Linked DNA regions of Homo sapiens: region 1 is linked to region 2. Evidence: chromatin loops called from intact Hi-C (ENCODE). Cell type or tissue: heart right ventricle. All regions are shown on one strand. Links, peaks and the distances in the headings refer to the core of each region. The heading gives the core; the rest is flanking DNA.

Evidence for each region. Hi-C counts contacts between places; a loop is a spot of excess contacts. Peaks named below come from ENCODE experiments on the same cell type or tissue, not always from the same donor. Only the 100,000 strongest peaks of a DNase experiment are listed, where the experiment ranks them.
Region 1: a loop joins it to region 2, with 2.4 times the contacts of the local background. A loop is called at or near these places in 8 of 110 quality-filtered maps.

What each region holds. Positions count from the first base shown.
Region 1 is chr3:41,910,375-41,919,023 of GRCh38, reverse strand. It overlaps ULK4 (unc-51 like kinase 4), which reads left to right. Exons shown (of 37, transcript NM_017886.4): 7 at 484-567; 8 at 2,972-3,047; 9 at 6,125-6,217; 10 at 7,365-7,483; 11 at 7,638-7,707. Among named protein-coding and RNA genes, the nearest start is that of ULK4, 47 kb to the left of the region's middle. In heart right ventricle, for the core only: no CTCF peak of the experiment used is centred there; no DNase peak of the experiment used is centred there.
Region 2 is chr3:41,994,083-42,002,731 of GRCh38, reverse strand. No RefSeq gene overlaps it. Among named protein-coding and RNA genes, the nearest start is that of ULK4, 36 kb to the right of the region's middle. RefSeq lists a silencer at 3,242-3,453. In heart right ventricle, for the core only: a CTCF peak has its summit at 4,593; a DNase peak (open chromatin) is centred at 4,411; H3K27ac peaks cover 956 bases.

The sequences.
Region 1 (8,649 bases), core at 263-8,262, 83 kb after region 2:
AGAAATATATAGGCAGTGCCTCGTACATACTAGGCATTAAATAGCTATTGCTATATATTTTTTCTATAAGTTGTATAATCTTGAAATATCTGTAGTTGAGATTAGAATTATTGGTGATAGCAAGGCCAGGTGTGGTGGCTCACGCCTGTAATCCCAGCACTTTGGGAGATCGAGGCGGGCGGATCACGAGGTCAGGAGATTGAGACCATCCTGGCTAACACGGTGAAACCCCATCTCTACTAAAAATACAAAAAATTAGCTGGGCGTGGCAGCGTGCGCCTGTGGTCCCAGCTGCTGGGGAGGCTGAAGCAGGAGAGTGGCCTGAACCCAGGAGGCGGAGTGTGCAGTGAGCCGAGATTGCGCCACTGCACTCCAGCCTGGGTGACAGAGCAAGACTCCATCTCAAAAAAAAAAAAAAAAAAAAAAAAGAATTATTGGTGATAGCAGACTTCTTTCATTTTGCAAGTTTTCATGTGATTTCAGGAAAACCTCCATTCTTCTCAGAAAGTATTTCAGAATTAACTGAAAAGATCTTATGTGAAGATCCTTTGCCACCTATTCCGAAAGGTAAGATTTCTTATGATAAATGGAATTAATTTACATTTTACACTGATTAAAGGTGTACCTTTATCCAACGTTTGCTTTTATTGATTCATAACTCCCCAAAGTTATCTTTTATAAATGATCCCAAGTTGATATTTTTAGAAATGTTAGTATTTCTTTTGCCATTTTTTAAAGATGCTGAAACAGAAAACAAAGTACTAATAGATTTCCCTCATTTAAAAACTATTTTGTGCATCTATATCATAAAAAGTATGGCTTAAAGACTTAAAAAACTTAAACCCTTATGTGACATTGCTTTTTGTATGTACCATTTACTTACTTTGTAGTCGTATCCCATGTGGTTATTTCTATCTCCTGTTGGAACAAATTCACCATTTCCTTATCTTGATGAATCAGAATGCTACCCTTATAAGTTTTAAAAATCTTTATTTATTTATTTATTTATTTATTTATTTATTTATTTATTTATTTTTGAGACAGAGTCTTGCTCTGTTGCCCAGGCTGGAGTGCAGTGGCGTGTTCTCGGCTCACTGCAACCTCCGCCTCCCGGGTTCAAGCAGTTCTCCTGCCTCAGCCTCCCGAGTAGCTGGGACTACAGGTGCCCACCACGGCACCCGGCTAATTTTTTGTTTTTTGTTTTTTATTAGAGACGGGGTTTCACCATCTTGGCCAGGCTGGTCTCAAACTCCTGATGTCATGATCCACCCACCTCAGCCTCCCAAAGTGCTGGGATTACAGGCGTGAGCCACTGCGCCCGGCCTAAAAATCTTTAAAATTAGATACAGTTGTATTATTTTTAAAGTGTTGGAACTTTAATCATATAAATTGTGGTTAATATAATGATCTATCAGCAATAATTTTTAAGGAAAGGAAAACAAAAGAAGGCACAAGTGTAGTAAAACATTTTGCTATACATTGTTAAAGTTTATCTTAAGACACATAAATGAAAACAGGATTCTACAAAAATTATTGCTATATATACATATATATATATTTGAGAGACAGGGTTCTGCTGTGCTGCTGTGTCACTCAGGCTGGAGTGCAGTGGTGCAGTCAACCTCCCAAGTAGCCGGGACTATAGGGGCACACCACTGGGAATGGCTAATTTTTTAATTTTTTGGTGGAGACAAGGTCTTGGTATGTAGCCTAGCTTGTCTTGAACTCCTGGCCTCGAGTGATCCGCCTGCCTTGGCCTCTCAAAGTGCTGGGATTTCAAGTATGAGCCACAATGTGTGGCCATTACTACTACTTTTAACCATAGACTGATGACCTGGATATGGTATATAACTAATTTAAAAAGACAAAACATTATGAGATTAGTGGTATTGGACAGTGTCATATTATAATGCTTCTTATTTCTGTTAAAAATCTTAAAAGAGGGATTGCAAATATTCTTAGTTGTTCAAGTTAGGAATACTTAAAAGAATAAGGTATAATTAATAGTTAAGCTGGGGCCGGGCATGGTGGCACACACCTGTAATCCTAGCACTTTGGGAGGCTGAGGTGGGTGGATCACCTGAGGTCAAGAGTTCACGACCAGCCTGACTATCATGGTGAAACCCTGTCTCTACTAAATACAAAAAAATTAGCCAGGCATGGTGGCACATGCCTGTAATCCGAGCTACTTGGGAGGCTGAGACAGGAGAATCGCATATACCTGGGAGGCAGAGGTTGCAGTGAACTGAGATCGCTCCATTGCACTCCAGCCTGGGCAAGAAGAGTGAAACTCATTCTCCAAAAAAAAAAAAAAAAAAATAGTTGGAGCTGAGCATAGTGGCTCACACTTGTAATTGTAATTGCAGCACTTTAGGAGATCCAAGGCAGGTGGATCACTGGAGCCCAGGAGTTGGAGACTAACTTAGGCAGCATAGTGAGACCCCATCTCTATAAAAAATAAACAAAAATTAGTCAGGCATGGTAGTGCATGCCTGTAGTCCCACCTACTCTGGAGGCTGGGGTGAGAGGATCACTTGAGCCTGGGAGGTAGAGGCTGGAGTGAACCATGATGGTGCCACTGCACTCCACCCTGGGTGACAGAGCAAGACTCTATCTCAAAAAACTCCCCCAAAATAGTTGAAGACAAGTGTTTGAGTTTGTTAAGCTGGTGATCCTTATTGGGATTGTTCAGTGAAGAGAAGGCTTAGAGGTTTGTTAAGACTTAGTTTTTGAGATTTACATTTCTTTTTTGTGATCTAGGAAAAAATGTTTTTAATCTTTGTGTTCTGTACCTCCCCATCCTGCCCCATTAAATAGAGGATATAATTGTTGTTAATGGATTTAGTGTTCTCTTAATAATAATGTATGTGTTTAAAATACTATTGCTTTAAATGTTGATGTAAGAGATAAAAATAAAATTGATATGTATTTACTACTTATCATTTTTTCTTGGAAATTAATTCATTTATAGATTCTTCTCGTCCTAAAGCTTCTTCAGATTTTATTAATTTGCTTGATGGGTTACTTCAAAGAGATCCTCAGAAAAGGTAGGGACAGTAGTTCGATCTTTTTTTCTTTTTCTTTTGAGTTCTGCAAATGGAGTAAGGGGCAGTATTTTAATGGGAATAAATAATGAAATCTTTTCCCCCTTTTATGTACTTCTAAAATGGTGCTGTTCTTAATATACAAATAGCTATTCAAATTATTATTTTTTAAAGAAGTCTGACTTCGGATTAAAAGTTTTTCTCTCAGTTTGCAGGTGTTTTTAATCATGAGGAATTTTTGAAGTCAGTTTCTCTTTTCATGTATTAAGTAGTTGACAAATTTTCTTATAACTCCCAAATCCAAGAGGTACCATTTCTTGTATTTTGTATTTCAGGCTAAAACTGTTTGACTATTGACCGAGGGATGATATTGTCAAGTTAAGATGCTGTTAACTGAGTGTCATAAAAACAGGTTTTATGACACTCCTGTCATAATGGGGCTATTAAGTGATAGGATAATAGGCACCTTGTGAATTTTCTGTCAGTGATGGCAATGTTAGAAATCATTGTTGAGGCACAGGGTAGGGGAGGCTAGGAGGTAGACCAGAGTGGGAAAGAGGCCCAAACAACTAGTTTCTAGTTCTGGTTCTGTCACTAGGTAACTGGGATGGGGTGATGGGAGGAGGGTTCCGTTTATAAAATGGAGAATAAATTTAGTGTAGCATATACAAGAATCCATTCTTTTATTAAATATATTTTAAAAACTGCAGAAGGAAATGCTGATTTTTGTATAAGCTGTAGGACAAACATCCTTTACTTATATTAGAATGCTTTCAACATTAGTGTTATTTTGGTGGATAATTTTTCAGACATCTTTTGATAGGATGTAACTATACCTAATTTACTTAAGACGGTGTATCCACATATCCCTACATTTATAACTGTATGCTATATAATTTTTTGCTTACATGGGACCACTCCATAACCTACTTTTTTCTCTCATGGTACATTATGCATATTTTTCCATTTCCATTTCTGAGTCTTGCTCTGTCACCCAGGCTGGAGTGCAGTGGCACAATCTTGGCTCACTGCAACCTGGGTTCAAGTGTTTCTCATGCCTCAGCCTCCCAAGTAGCTGGGATTTCAGGCGCGTGCCACCATCCTCAGCTAATTTTTGTGTTTTTAGTAGAGATGGGGTTTCACCATGTTGGCTATGCTGGTCTCGAGCTCCTGGCCTCAAGCAGTTCCGCCTGCCTCGGCCTCCCAAAGTGCTGGGATTTCAGGTGTGAGCCACTGTACCTGGCTGCCTGGTCATTTTAAATGGCTGTAGAACGTATATACAATTACCTATAAAAAAGTAAACGTTTAGAATGCCTCTTGATTTGGAATATTATATGTGTTGTTACAGTAAATATCCTTTTGTGAATTTTTAAAATTTTTTTGGGTTTACTTGGTTAGTTATCTCTTTGATGTGAATTTCTCAAAATGAAATGGCTGGCCAAAGGCTAAGAGCATTTAAAAAGTTTGATACATTTCCTGCATTCTAGGAACATGTGCTGATTTACACTCCCAGCAACAATATGTTAGAAAGCTCCTTCCCTCCCACTCTCATCTACAGTGTGCCTTGTTGATCTACATTTTTGTCAGTTTGATGGATGAAAATACATTTTACTTTGTTGGCTATTTTTATTTCTCCTTTAGTGAACCATAAGAACCTTTGTGTAAAGGAATATTATATGTGGTTGCAAATTCTATTATTTGTGTTTTACTTTTGATTGAAGTAATTTTATTTAATACAGAAATTTTGAATGATTAGTCGACTATAAATTCTTTTCTTTTTTGTTTTAAAATTTCAGTCAGGCTTAATTTTCCCACTCTGGTGAGTATATCTAGAGGTATACTCTATTAGTAGTGAAACTTAATCTTTTGAAAGTGAGCCTGAGTTTTAAATACAACCTAAAGTCATTTTAATGCAAGTGAACTAGCTAGGTAATATTATTTTGATTCCTAAACAAGGTGTGAATGTATATGGTTATGAAGCTGATATTCTTTCCTCCCACCGCCGCACCCCCTCCCGGAGACGGGGTCTCACTCTGTCACCCAGGCTGGAGTGCAGTGGTGTGATCTTGGCTCACTGCAACCTCTCCCTCCCAGGCTCAAGAGATTCTTCCACCTCAGCCTCCCAAGTAGCTGGGATTATAGGTGTGGGCCCCCACACCCAACTAATTTTTGTATTTTTTGTAGAGATGGGGTTTTGCCACATTGTCCAGGCTGGCCTCAAAATCATGGACTCAAGCAATCTACCCACCTTGGCCTCCCAAAATGCTGGGATTACAGGTGTGAGCCACTACACCTGGGCTGATATTCTTATTTATTCCTGAATGAATTTCCAACAGAATAGTTCCAAAACTTAAATGTGTCAGTTAGGGTAAGTAAAATAATCTTGCCTCTGTTGTGAAATAAAGGATGACAGGATTATAGATATCTGATATATTTACTTTAGAATTTCAAATTACGCTGAGCACGGTGGCTCACGCCAGTAATCCCAGCACTTTGGGAGGCGGAGGCGGGTGGATCACGAGGTGAGGAGATCGAGACCACCCTGGATAACACGGTGAAATCCCGTCTCTACTAAAAATACAAAAAATTATCCAGGCGTGGTGGCGGACGCCTGTAGTCCCAGCCACTCGGGAGGCTGAGGCAGGAGAATGGCGTGAACCCGGGAGGCAGAGTTTGCAGTGAGCCGAGATCGCGCCACTGCACTCCAGCCTGGGTGACAGAGCCAGCCTCCGTCTCAAAAAAAAAAAAAAAAAAAAAAGAATTTCAAATTATTTATCGACTCCGTTTTTCCTAGGCTGGTTGGAGAAACCAGACTCTATGGAATTTGAACCCTGAAACTTCTAATGCTTAGTTATCAGACTGTTTCATTCTGTACCATTTAATGCTTCTGAATTGTTTCTTTTTATCTTGCTGTCTAAAAGAGGTTAATAGCATACAAAAATGAAATAATAAAATATAAAATGATTTCAAAGGTACATGTGTACCTTGTAAAATCTGCTATGTGTAATTGGGACATGTCTTGGGAATTTTTCATGGTAAATCATGTTAAAGTAGAGTTTTAACATTTATGTTTTTTAAAGATTGACTTGGACAAGGCTACTGCAGCATTCATTTTGGAAGAAAGCTTTTGCTGGAGCAGATCAGGAATCAAGCGTCGAAGATCTCAGTCTCAGGTAGTATACACTTACCTTTGTGTATGGGACATAGTTACTGGACACTTAAGCCCATTACTGTTCTAAATATACAACATCAATGACTGGAATTTCTCTGCTTTCGTAGTAGGAGAAAATCCAGCGTTTGTTTAATTAAGGGTTGCTTGAGGAGTTTACTCATGATATTTTTATGTTCTTGATTTTGCATATTTTCTGTTGTTATTCTTCAGTCATTGATATAATATGATAGTCATTAGTTCTGTTACCAAATACATCTGGCTTCCCACCTCCCAAGTAAATGGTAGGATCTTTTTTCTCCTCTTTATGTTAGGTGTGGTCATGTGACTTGTTTCTGGTAACAAAATGTTAGTAAAAGCAATGTGTGTTATTCCCAGATGCAAAGTTGAAGAGCAGTGGTAATTTACTACATGATGAGGTAATTGGGAAGAAAAATGTCAAAATGGAGTTCCAACCTGGATTTTTTTTTTTTTTTTTTTTTGAGACAACGTCTCACTCTGTCACCTAGGCAGGAGTGTAGTGGTACAATCATGGTGCATTGCAGCCTTGACCTCCCTGGGCTCAGGTGATCCTCCTACCTCAGATTCCTGGGTAGCTGAGACTATAGGTGTGTGCCACTACACTCAGCTATTTATTGTATTTTTAGTAGAGACAGGGTTTCACCATGTTGCCCAGGCTGGTTTCAAACTCCTGGCCTCAAGCGATTTGCCCGCTGTGGCCTCCCAAAGTGTTAGGATTATAGGCGTGAGCCACCATGCCTGGTCTGTCAGCCTGGATCTTTTTTTTTTTTAAATTAAAAAAAATTGTTAAAAACAAAAAAGTAGAGACAAGGTCTCACTATGTTGCCCAGGCTGGTCTCAAACTCCTGAGTTCAAGTGATCCGTCTGCCTCGGCCTCCCAAAGTGCGGGGATTACAGGTGTGTACCACCACGCCTGGCCTTAGCCTGGATCTTGAGGGACTACAGTGACGTAGCTTTCCTGCCGGTCTTTGATGGCTATGTGGATGAGGGAGGCATAAAGTTAAGAGATTCTGTAACTTTGCTAAATGTCATGTGTAATTTAATTATCTTCTCCAACCTCTTTTTCTCTAACATAAAACTATAGAGAACTCCAAAGTAAGTTTGATTGTGTTGGTTTTCTCCAATAATAGCAGAAACACTATGGAGTGTTCTGGGCCACAAGATTCCAAGGAGCTTTTGCAGAACTCTCAGAGTAGACAAGCAAAAGGGCACAAGAGTGGTCAACCACTAGGTCACTCTTTCAGACTAGGTAAGTTTTATTTGAGCACATTCATGCTACTTAGAATGTTGTTTGAGAGAGTTCCTAATTTCAGTGTTATGTCCCTTTAAATCTTTGTGTACGTTATGCCTTGCATATGATATTTTTGTTCTTTTCTGGATAACATATTACTTTCCTGCTACAGAAAATCCAACTGAGTTTCGGCCTAAGAGTACTCTTGAGGGTCAATTGAATGAATCCATGTTTCTTCTCAGGTAGGTAAAATGAAAAAAGAGGGATCAGTGCAAGACAAAAGTTAAATTTTCTTAAAGCATCTGCTATCTTGGTGCAAACTTTGTTACACAGAGATAAAGAACAGGAATTTTAGTGCCAAATGCCAGTTTCACTCTCCAATTTCAAAGTTACAGTTAGGTCGTGGCCAGTGAAATGTAGATTTTGCTATGTACAGGATTTTTGAAAATTTTTAACCAAACCAACTTATTTTTTTACCAAAGCAACTCATTATTTCCATTTGTAAGAATTAATGCCTCTTCATTTTGTTCTTTAACTTAAAATAGAATTGAACTTAAAATTTCAGAAGTCCAGCTTGTTTGGTTTGTTTTGTTTTTGAGACAAGATCTCCGTCTATTGCCCAGGCTGGAGTGCAGTGGCGTGATTTTGGTTCATTGTAACCTCTGCCTCCTGGATTCAAGTGATCTTGCCACTTTAGCCTCTCAAGTAGCTATGACTACAGGTGTGTGCCACCATGCCTGGCTAATTTTTTTGTAGAGATGGTGTTTTGCCGTGTTGCTCAGGCTGGTCTCAAACTCCTGGGTTTGAGCCATCTGCCTGCCAATGCACCCAGTTTTTGTTGTTGTTGTTAATGCTTTGAAGGCAAAAGCTTCTTTATTTGGATAAATACTTACAGAAAAGAAGAGGTTCTGTTTTTCTTTAAATACTTTTTTATTCTTTCATTTATTTTTATTTTATTTTTTTGAGATGGAGTCTTGTTCTGTTGTCCAGGCTAGAGTGCAGTGGTGCGATCTTGGCTCACTGCAGCCTCCACCTCCCAGGTTCAGGCAATTCTCCTGCCTCAGCCTCCCGAGAGTAGCTGGGACTACAGGGGCCCACCACCTCGCCTGGCTAATTTTTGTATTTTTAGTAGAGACAGGATTTTGCCATGTTGGCCAGGCTTGTCTTGAACTCCTGACCTTAGG
Region 2 (8,649 bases), core at 531-8,530:
TGGCTTCTAGAATTCTGAGAGAGTAAGTTTTTGTTGTTTTAAGCCACCAAATTTGTGGCAATCTGTTATGGTGGCCCTAGAAAACTAATATACCTGCTTGGGTATATCATTACAATTTTCTCCCCTCCTTCCTCCATCATCAGTTTTTTTCCTCTCTACTGGGGCATTCTCACCAGCATACAAACATAGTTATTTCTTCTGTCTTTTTTTTTTTTTTTTTTTGAGACAGACTCTTACTCTGTCACGCAGGCTGGAATGTAGCGGCATGACACTGCAACCTCCGCCTCCTGGGTTCAAGTGATTCTCCTGCCTCAGCCTCCCAAGTAGTTGGTGCCTGCCACCACACCAGGCAAATTTTTGTATTTTTTGGTAGGGATGGGGTTTCACTGTGTTGGCCAGGCTGGTCTCGAACTTCTGGCCACAAGTGATCCACCAGCCTCAGCCTCCCAAAGTGCTGGGATTACAGACTTGAGCCACCATGCCTGCCCTATATTTCTTCCATCTTGAATAGAAGAAAAAAACTCTCTTGACTTTACTTCCACCTCTAGATGCCACCCTGTTTTTTGTCATCCTTCATAACAAAGCTATTTGAAAGAATTGCTTATCGTCACTGTCTCAATTCTGTCCATTTTTTCCTGAAACCCATTCCACTGAGACTACTCCACCCAGTCAAGGTCACCATTGACCTCCACATTGCTACATTTAGGGTCCATTATCAGTTCTCCTTTTACTTGACCTCTCAGCCACATTTGACACAACTTTTGTCATCTTTCTTCTTGGAACACTTTCTTTACTTGGATTCTAGGAAACTGCACTCTACACTCACTCCTTAGTGATCTCATCTAATCTCAAGGCTTTAAACACCATCTACACATAGATAACTCCAAGTTTATACTTCCAGTCCAGACTTTCCCTCTGAACTCCAGACTCATGTAAACAAACTTCCTACTTGACACTGGCATTTGGATGTCTAATAGGCATCTCTACCTTATTATGCCCAAAACTGAGCTGCTGGACTTCTAAAAATTCTACTATTCCACAGTTTCCTAGATTTCAATTGTCCAGGCAGAAACCTTATATTTATCTCTGACTTCTCCCTTTTTTTTCACCCCACATCCAATTTATCAGGAAAACCTGTTGGTTCTACCTTCAAAATATAATCCAGAACCTACTTCTTACTGCCTTCACTGCCTCCATCCTAGTCCAAACCACCATCATTTCTCCTGCATTCCTGCAAGAACCTCCTAAATTCTTACTTGTTCACCTGCCCTCTGCCCCTGCCCTACCTCAGTCCATTTTTCAATGCAGTAGCCAATGATCTTGTAAAATGTGAGTCACATCGTGGCTCTCCTCCGTTCAAAACCCTCCAATTGTTCCCCATTCCTCCCAGAATGTAAGCAAAAGTTTTTACAGGGCCAGGAGTGGTGGTGCACACCTGTAGTCCCAGCTACTTGGGAGGCTGAGATGGGAAAACTGCTTGAGCTCAGGAGGTTGAGGCTGCACTGAACCGTGTTTGTTACACTGCACTCCAGCCTGGGTGACAGAGTGAAACCCTGTCTCAAGAAAAAAAAGTCTCTACCATGGCCCACAAGACCTACACCGTCTACTCCCCTCATCCCACTGACTTCATTTTCCTCTTCTCTCCAACTCACTAACTTCACAGGAAAAATAGTCTCCTTGCTGTTCCTTGAACATGCCAGAGACACTGTCACCTCAGAACTTTTGCACTGGCCATTTCCTTTGCCTGGATTGTTCTTCCTCTACTTATCCTTATGGCTCTTCTCCTCATCTCAATAAGACTTATTTTTTTTTTTTTTAAGACAGGGGTCTTGTTCTGTCACCCAGGCTGGAATGCAGTGGGATGATCATAGCTGTCTGCAACCTCGAACTCCTGGGCTCAAACAATTCTCCTGCCCCAGCCTCCTGAGTAGCTGGGACTATAGATGCACATCATCGTTCTGGCTAATTTTTTATTTTCATTTTTGTAGAGACAAGGTCTCGCTATATTGCCTAGGATGGTCTCAAACTCCTGGCCTCAAGTCATCCTCCCTCCTGGTCCCCCAAAGTGCTGGGATGATAGGCATGAGCCACATGGCTCACCAATGAGGCCTCCTTGAACCATCTCATTAATACTGCCACTTATTTTCCCCCGGCACTCTCAATGCCCCTTACCCTGCTCTGTCTTTTTTAAAATTTAGCACATTTTAATATATTATATTATTTATTTTCTTAAACCCTCTTAATTCACAAGGTAGTCTTATTCTCAGATGTATTCTCAGCACAACGTCTAGAACATAGTAGTTGCTCAATAAATATTTGTTGATTGGATCAAACCTTCAGGATCTAACCAAAGATCCATATGACTTGGAATACCTTCATTGATTAACATTTTACTGTTTTGTTGGATGTGGAGAGTGTAGTAATTCTCATTTCTCATATCAAAGTTAAAAGATCTTGAGAATATTTCCTGAACCTCCTTAACTTCCCTTTCACAACCCATTATAAAGTGACCACCTATCAAAACCTTGCTAGATCCTATTTGTATTCAAGTTATACAATAATATTCTTGGGGTAATGGGTGTCCCATACTACTTTCCGTTTATGGTATGTTGACACCAGCTAAATCTCAGCTTTTATGGACTTTGAGCTCATCTAATCCTCTTCCTAAGCTACTAAAGAGTATTTTTTTTTCTTTTTTCTTTTTTTTTTTGTTTGAGACTGGGTCTTGCCCTGTCACCCAAGTTGGTGTGCAGAAGAAGCACAATTGTAGTCTACTGTAACCTAGAACACCTGGACTCAAGCAATCCTCCCACTTCAGCCTCCTGAGTAGCTGGGACTACAGGCGTGTGCCACCACATCTGGCTAATTAAAAGAAATTTTTGTAGAGACGGGGGTCTCACTGTGTTGTCCAAGCTGCTCTTGAACTCTAGAACCCAAGGGATCCTCCCACCTTGGCCTCCCAAAGTGTTGGGATTACAGGCATGAGCCACCATGCTCAGCCCCAAGCTAAAGAGAATTAGTCACAGTTTATCCTCATGGAAAAATACCTCTGCTATTTTAATTCTTTAGTTGCTCTTATTTAAATCTTTCCAAATTTGTATGCCTTTCTGAGTTTCTGGTAACTGATATTTTAAGTGTAGCAACATGCTTCTAGCTCTCTCTTTCTATGTTTTGTTTTGTTTTCCCCTGAGCAATCTTGACCCAAGCCCAGAGTCCATGGAAGTTCAAGGGTGGGCATCAGGGAGTATATTTGTTAGGGTGGACAAAACTGAAATAAAAAATAAGTAAACCTGCTGGCGCGGTGGCTCATGCCTATAATCCCAGCTGTTTGGGAGGCCAAGGTGGGTGGATCACTTGAGGCCAGGAGTTCAAGACCAGCCTGGGCAACATGGTGAAACCCCGTCTCTACTAAAAATACAAAAATTAGCCAGGTGCAGCGGTGAGCCCCTGTAATCCCAGTTATTCAAGAGACTGAAGCATAAGATTTGCTTGAACCTGGGAGGCAGAGGTTGCAGTGAGCCAAAATGTGACACTGCACTCCAGCTTGGGTGACAGAGAAAGACTCTGTCTTAAAAAAATAAATAAAACCTAAAATGTCATGCCACAACACAGCAGTTTGTTTGTTTTTTGAGACAGAGTATTTTTTTATATTTTATATATTTTATATATATATATATATATATATATATATATATATATATATATATATATATATATATTTTGAGATGGAGTTTCACTCTGTCGCCCAGGCTGGAGTGCAGTGGTGCAATTTCGGCTCACTGCAACTTCTGCCTCTGGGTTCAAGCAATTCTCGTGCCTCAGCTTCCTGAGTAGCTGGGATTACAGGCACCTGCCACCACACCCAGCTAATTTTTTGTATTTTTAGTAGAGATGGGGTTTCACCCTGTTGGTTAGTCTGGCTCGAACTCCTGACCTCAGGTGATCCACCTGCCTCGGCCTCCCAAAGTGCTGGGATTACAGGTGTGAGCCACCACGCCTGGCCAAAATATCTACTTTTATTCAATTTATTTTATGTTATTCTGAAAATGTTTTGTAAAGAAAAAGCTTTATCAGTTCAAATTACAAGATTATGGTTTTAGCTCACTTTATGTTTCACTTGGAAGCATGAGATTTTATGATTGGCCCAGCTGGGTCATGGCTGTTGGGACTAAAGTTTAGGGCCTGTTACCAAAAGAAGATGCCACTACATATGGTCAGGCAAGGTACAAGAATTATCACACCATGTTATGACATCTGAAAGAATTATTTGATAAGAACTGGGAAAAACCTATTGTAGGGGACAGTGCTGGGGCTCTGCCCATATCCCCCACAGCCTTACAGCTGTAGTGGAGCCAGCACCAGCTGCCAGCATGCTGTCCTAATCCTCTGGCTACTGAAGCCTGCTCTGCTCGATGCAGTGGGTTGGAAGTTATGGGGAATTGAAGATCTTCCAGAAGTCCCTGTTCCTTTGTCTCTTCGGGCAGTGTACGTTCTCTGCTGGCTTCCAGACTTCCTTCAAGTGATTGGGCTCCAGTTATTTTTGCTTGATAAAGCACCCTTCATCAGCAGCTACCTTCCTTTCCTGTCTCAATTCTCTGTCCCCCTGCCGGTGTTTCCTGGGATCACTTCCAGATAAATTGCATATCTCAGGGGCTACTTTAGGGGGAACCCAAACTAAGACACTTCTCTTACTGTTACTGTTTTGCATTTGGTCAGAGTTTAGCACAAGGCCTATGTGTTGGCAACTGTTAAAGTAAGCACAGATCCTCCAAGGAAACTTCTTAGACACTGTGATGATGCCACATTGGGCGATGAGGTGAGGAGTGGCAGGGTCAGCTGTTTCTGTGCTGCAAGTACTGTGAGAAGAAAACAAAAGTAACAACCATGCACTGCTCAGCACTAGCTAGTAGAATGTTTTCCTCCTGGTGTTACTAAATTTAACACATTTAACAAAATCATGCAGTCGACCCATATGAATAGATTCCTGTTGCTCTGACTGGGCCTTAGATATAAATAAGCCCCAAAGAAATGACCTCCAAGTAGATTGTAAGAACTTGGCAAAGATGAAGCTAACTTAGCTAAGGGCAAGTATCAGGGAGAATATATTTATTCTTCCAAAACTCATGCCACATAGACCAATTAAATTGAGGACTCAGCAGCAGCAGGCTCTTAAAGGAAGGTACCAGGCTTGTCACTTTAATCGACCAAGAAGGACTTTCAGGAATAGAAATGAGGAGTGTTTATGCCTTTCATTTTATTTGAATCACTGAATGTAACAGGACACAAAAACTACCCCAACCCATGTGGGATGGTTTTTGCAACAGAAGCACAAAACCAAGACCAAAATGCAGGAACATCTATGGCTGATCATCTTGGACATTGCTGCAGAGAGGGTGGGTATTTCTTTTGACAAGAACTCAAATTTGTGTTTGCTTCCATTTAGAAGCCTTGTCCAAAGCATCCTTCAAGGTTGCCCATCCCAGGGGCACGCAGAAGAAATAACACACAATTTGAAGAAACTTGAAGTCATTGTTTCCTTTACCACCCTCCTCCCATTTCAAAACTCTGTTGGATAGAGCACATTTTATTGGTTCTTTTTCTGCCCATCTCAACTGTTTTGAAAGTTTTACAGCGTGTTTCTATTTCTTTAATATATTTATTTTTAAATGTTTAACAATTTTATATTTATCAAAATATGACATTAATTTTTTTCTTGCATCAGCCTACATCATGCTTTGAGACATTAATCTTACTTAAGAATACACAGTAGGAGCCAGGTGCGGTGGCTCACACCTGTAATCCCAACACTCTAGGAGGCCAAAGGGGAAGGATCACTTGAGTCCAGGAGTTCAAGACCAGCCTCTGCAACATAGGGAGACCCCCTGTCTCTACAAATAATAATAAAAAAATTAGCTGGGCATGGTGGTGCGTGCCTGTGGTCCCAGCTACTTAGGAGGATTAGGCAGGTGGGAGGTCAGGGCTGCAGTGAGTAGTGATCATGGCACTGCACTCCGGCCTGGGTGACAGAGTGAGACCCTGTCTCAAAAACAAACAAAAGGCCAGGGCGCGGTGGCTCATGCCTGTAATCCCAGCACTTTGGGAGGCCAAGGTGGGCGGATCACCTGAGATCGGGAGTTTGAGACTAGCCTGACCAACATGGAGAAAACCCATCTCTACTAAAACAGCAACAACAACAAAATACAAAATTAGCTGGATGTGGTGGCACATGCCTGTAATCCCAGCTACTCAGGAGGCTGAGGTGGGAGAATCGCTTGAACCCAGAAGGCTGAGGTTGCAATAAGCCGAGATCGCACCACTGCACTCCAGCCTGGGCAACAAGAGCAAAACTCTGTCTCAAAAAAAAAAAAAAAAAAAATGCTGGCACGGTGGCTCATGCCTGTAATCCCAGCACTTTGGGAAGCCAAGGTGGGCAAATCGCGAGGTCAGGAGTTTGAGACCAGCCTGACCAACATGGTGAAACCCTGTCTCTACTAAAAATACAAAAAAATTAGCTGGGCGTGGAGGCAGGCGCCTGCAATCCCAGCTACTTGGGAGGCTGAGGCAGGAGAATCGCTTGCACCCGGGAGGCAGAGGTTGCAGTGAGCCGAGATAGCACCACTGCACTCCAGCCCAGGTGACAGTGCGAGACCCTGTCTCAAAATAATAATAATAATAGGGCTGGGTGTGGTGGCTCACACCTGTAATCCCAGCACTTTGGGAGGCCAAGGTGGGCAGATCACGAGGTCAAGAGGTAGAGACCATCCTGGCTAACATGGTGAAACCCCGTCTTTACTAAAAATACGAAAATTAGCCAGGCATGGTGGCATGCGCCTATAGTCCCAGCTACTCAGGAGGCTGAGACAGGAGAATCACTTGAACTCAGGAGGCAGAGGTTGCAGTGAGCTGAGATCGTGTCACTGCACTCCAGCCTGGGTGACCAAGTGAGACTCCGACTCAAAAAAAAATGAATAAAAATTAATAATAATAATAATCCGAATAAAAAGGCTAAAAGACCACATGCAAAACACAGTGATGCAAGATGAACCTGGAGTATCTTGTAATGCCAGGAAGTAAAGACATACTAAAACAAAAACTAAACCCACAATCATGGGGTTTATGTCAAAGGGGCATGGGAGTCAACTGAAAAAGTTTCCAGTGGCCAAAGCTGGAAGAATTTGAGCAACAAAATAAATAAAGTAGTATTGGATTATAACTCAAAGTACAAAATAAATATCCATGAATCCATGTTGACATAAATACATAAATGAATAAATACATGGGGAAGAAGAAAAAAAATCTCCCATACAGAAGAATTCCAAATAAAGTATGTAGAACTCCACTTCTAACAGATGGAGCATAACTCCCACTCTGTCTGTGTGGGCTGTGCTTAGTGACTTCCTTCAAAAGAGTACAGTATGGCTTGGGCATCGTGGCTCATGCCTGTAATCCCAGCACTTTGGGAGGCCAAGGTGGGCAGATCACCTGAGGTCAGGCGTTCGAGACCAGCCTGGCCAACATGGCAAAACCCTGTCTCTGCTAAAAATACAAAAATTAGCCGGGTATGGTGGTGCACACCTGTAGTCCCAGCTACTCGGGAGGCTGAGGCAGAAGACAGGAGAATCACTTGATCCCGGGAGATGAAGGTTGCAGTGAGCTGGGATTGCGCCACTGCACTCCAGAGTGAGACTCTGTTTCAAAAACAAACAAACAAAAAAAGAGTACCTTCACAGTGGAGACAGTTGACAAACACTTCCTCAGGCAGTGAGGTGATCAAGATTGACTCAACAGTAATAAGTCATGCCAATAGTATGTTCCCTTAGTAGTATGTGATGGGAATGGCACTTTATCTCCTTTATCTCCATGCTCCTCCTCCCCAAAACCAATAGCCCCAGTCTGGTTATGAGAAAAAGATCAGACAAATACCAATTAAGTGACAGTCTAAAAATACCTGATCAGCAATTCTCAAAATTGAAAGGTCATCAGAAACTAGGAAAGTATGAAAGACTGTCAGAGGCAGAACCCAAAGAGACAAGATGATTAAATGTAATGGGGTATCCTGGATGGGATCCTGGAACAGAAAAAGGACATTCAGTAACAACTAAGTAAATATGAACAAAATGAGGACTATCATTAATAACAAGCATCAGTATATGTTCATTAATTATGACAAATGTACCATACTAATGTAAGAGGTTAATAGTAGGGGAAACTGGGCGTGGGGCATATGGAGACAATTTGTATTATCTTTTTAATTTTTCTGTGAATCTAAAATTATTCTAATATAAAAGGTTTATTTTAAAAATAGTGATAAACATTGAAACCAGTATGATTTAAAGTTTAAATAATTTGGCCAGGCATGGTGGCTCACACCTGTAATCCCAGCACTTTGGGAGGTCAAGGCTGATGGATCACTTGAGGTCAGGGGTTTGAGACCAGCCTGACCAACATGGTGAAACTCTGTCTCTACTAAAAATGTAAAAATTAGCTGGGCGTGGTGGCACATGCCTGTAGTACCAGCTACTCCAGAGGCAGAGGTGAGAGAATCACTTGAACCCGGGAGGCAGAGGCTGCAGTGAGCCAAGATCATGCCATTGCACTCCAGCCTGGGCAACAGAAGGAGACTCCATCTCAAAAAATAAAATAAAATAA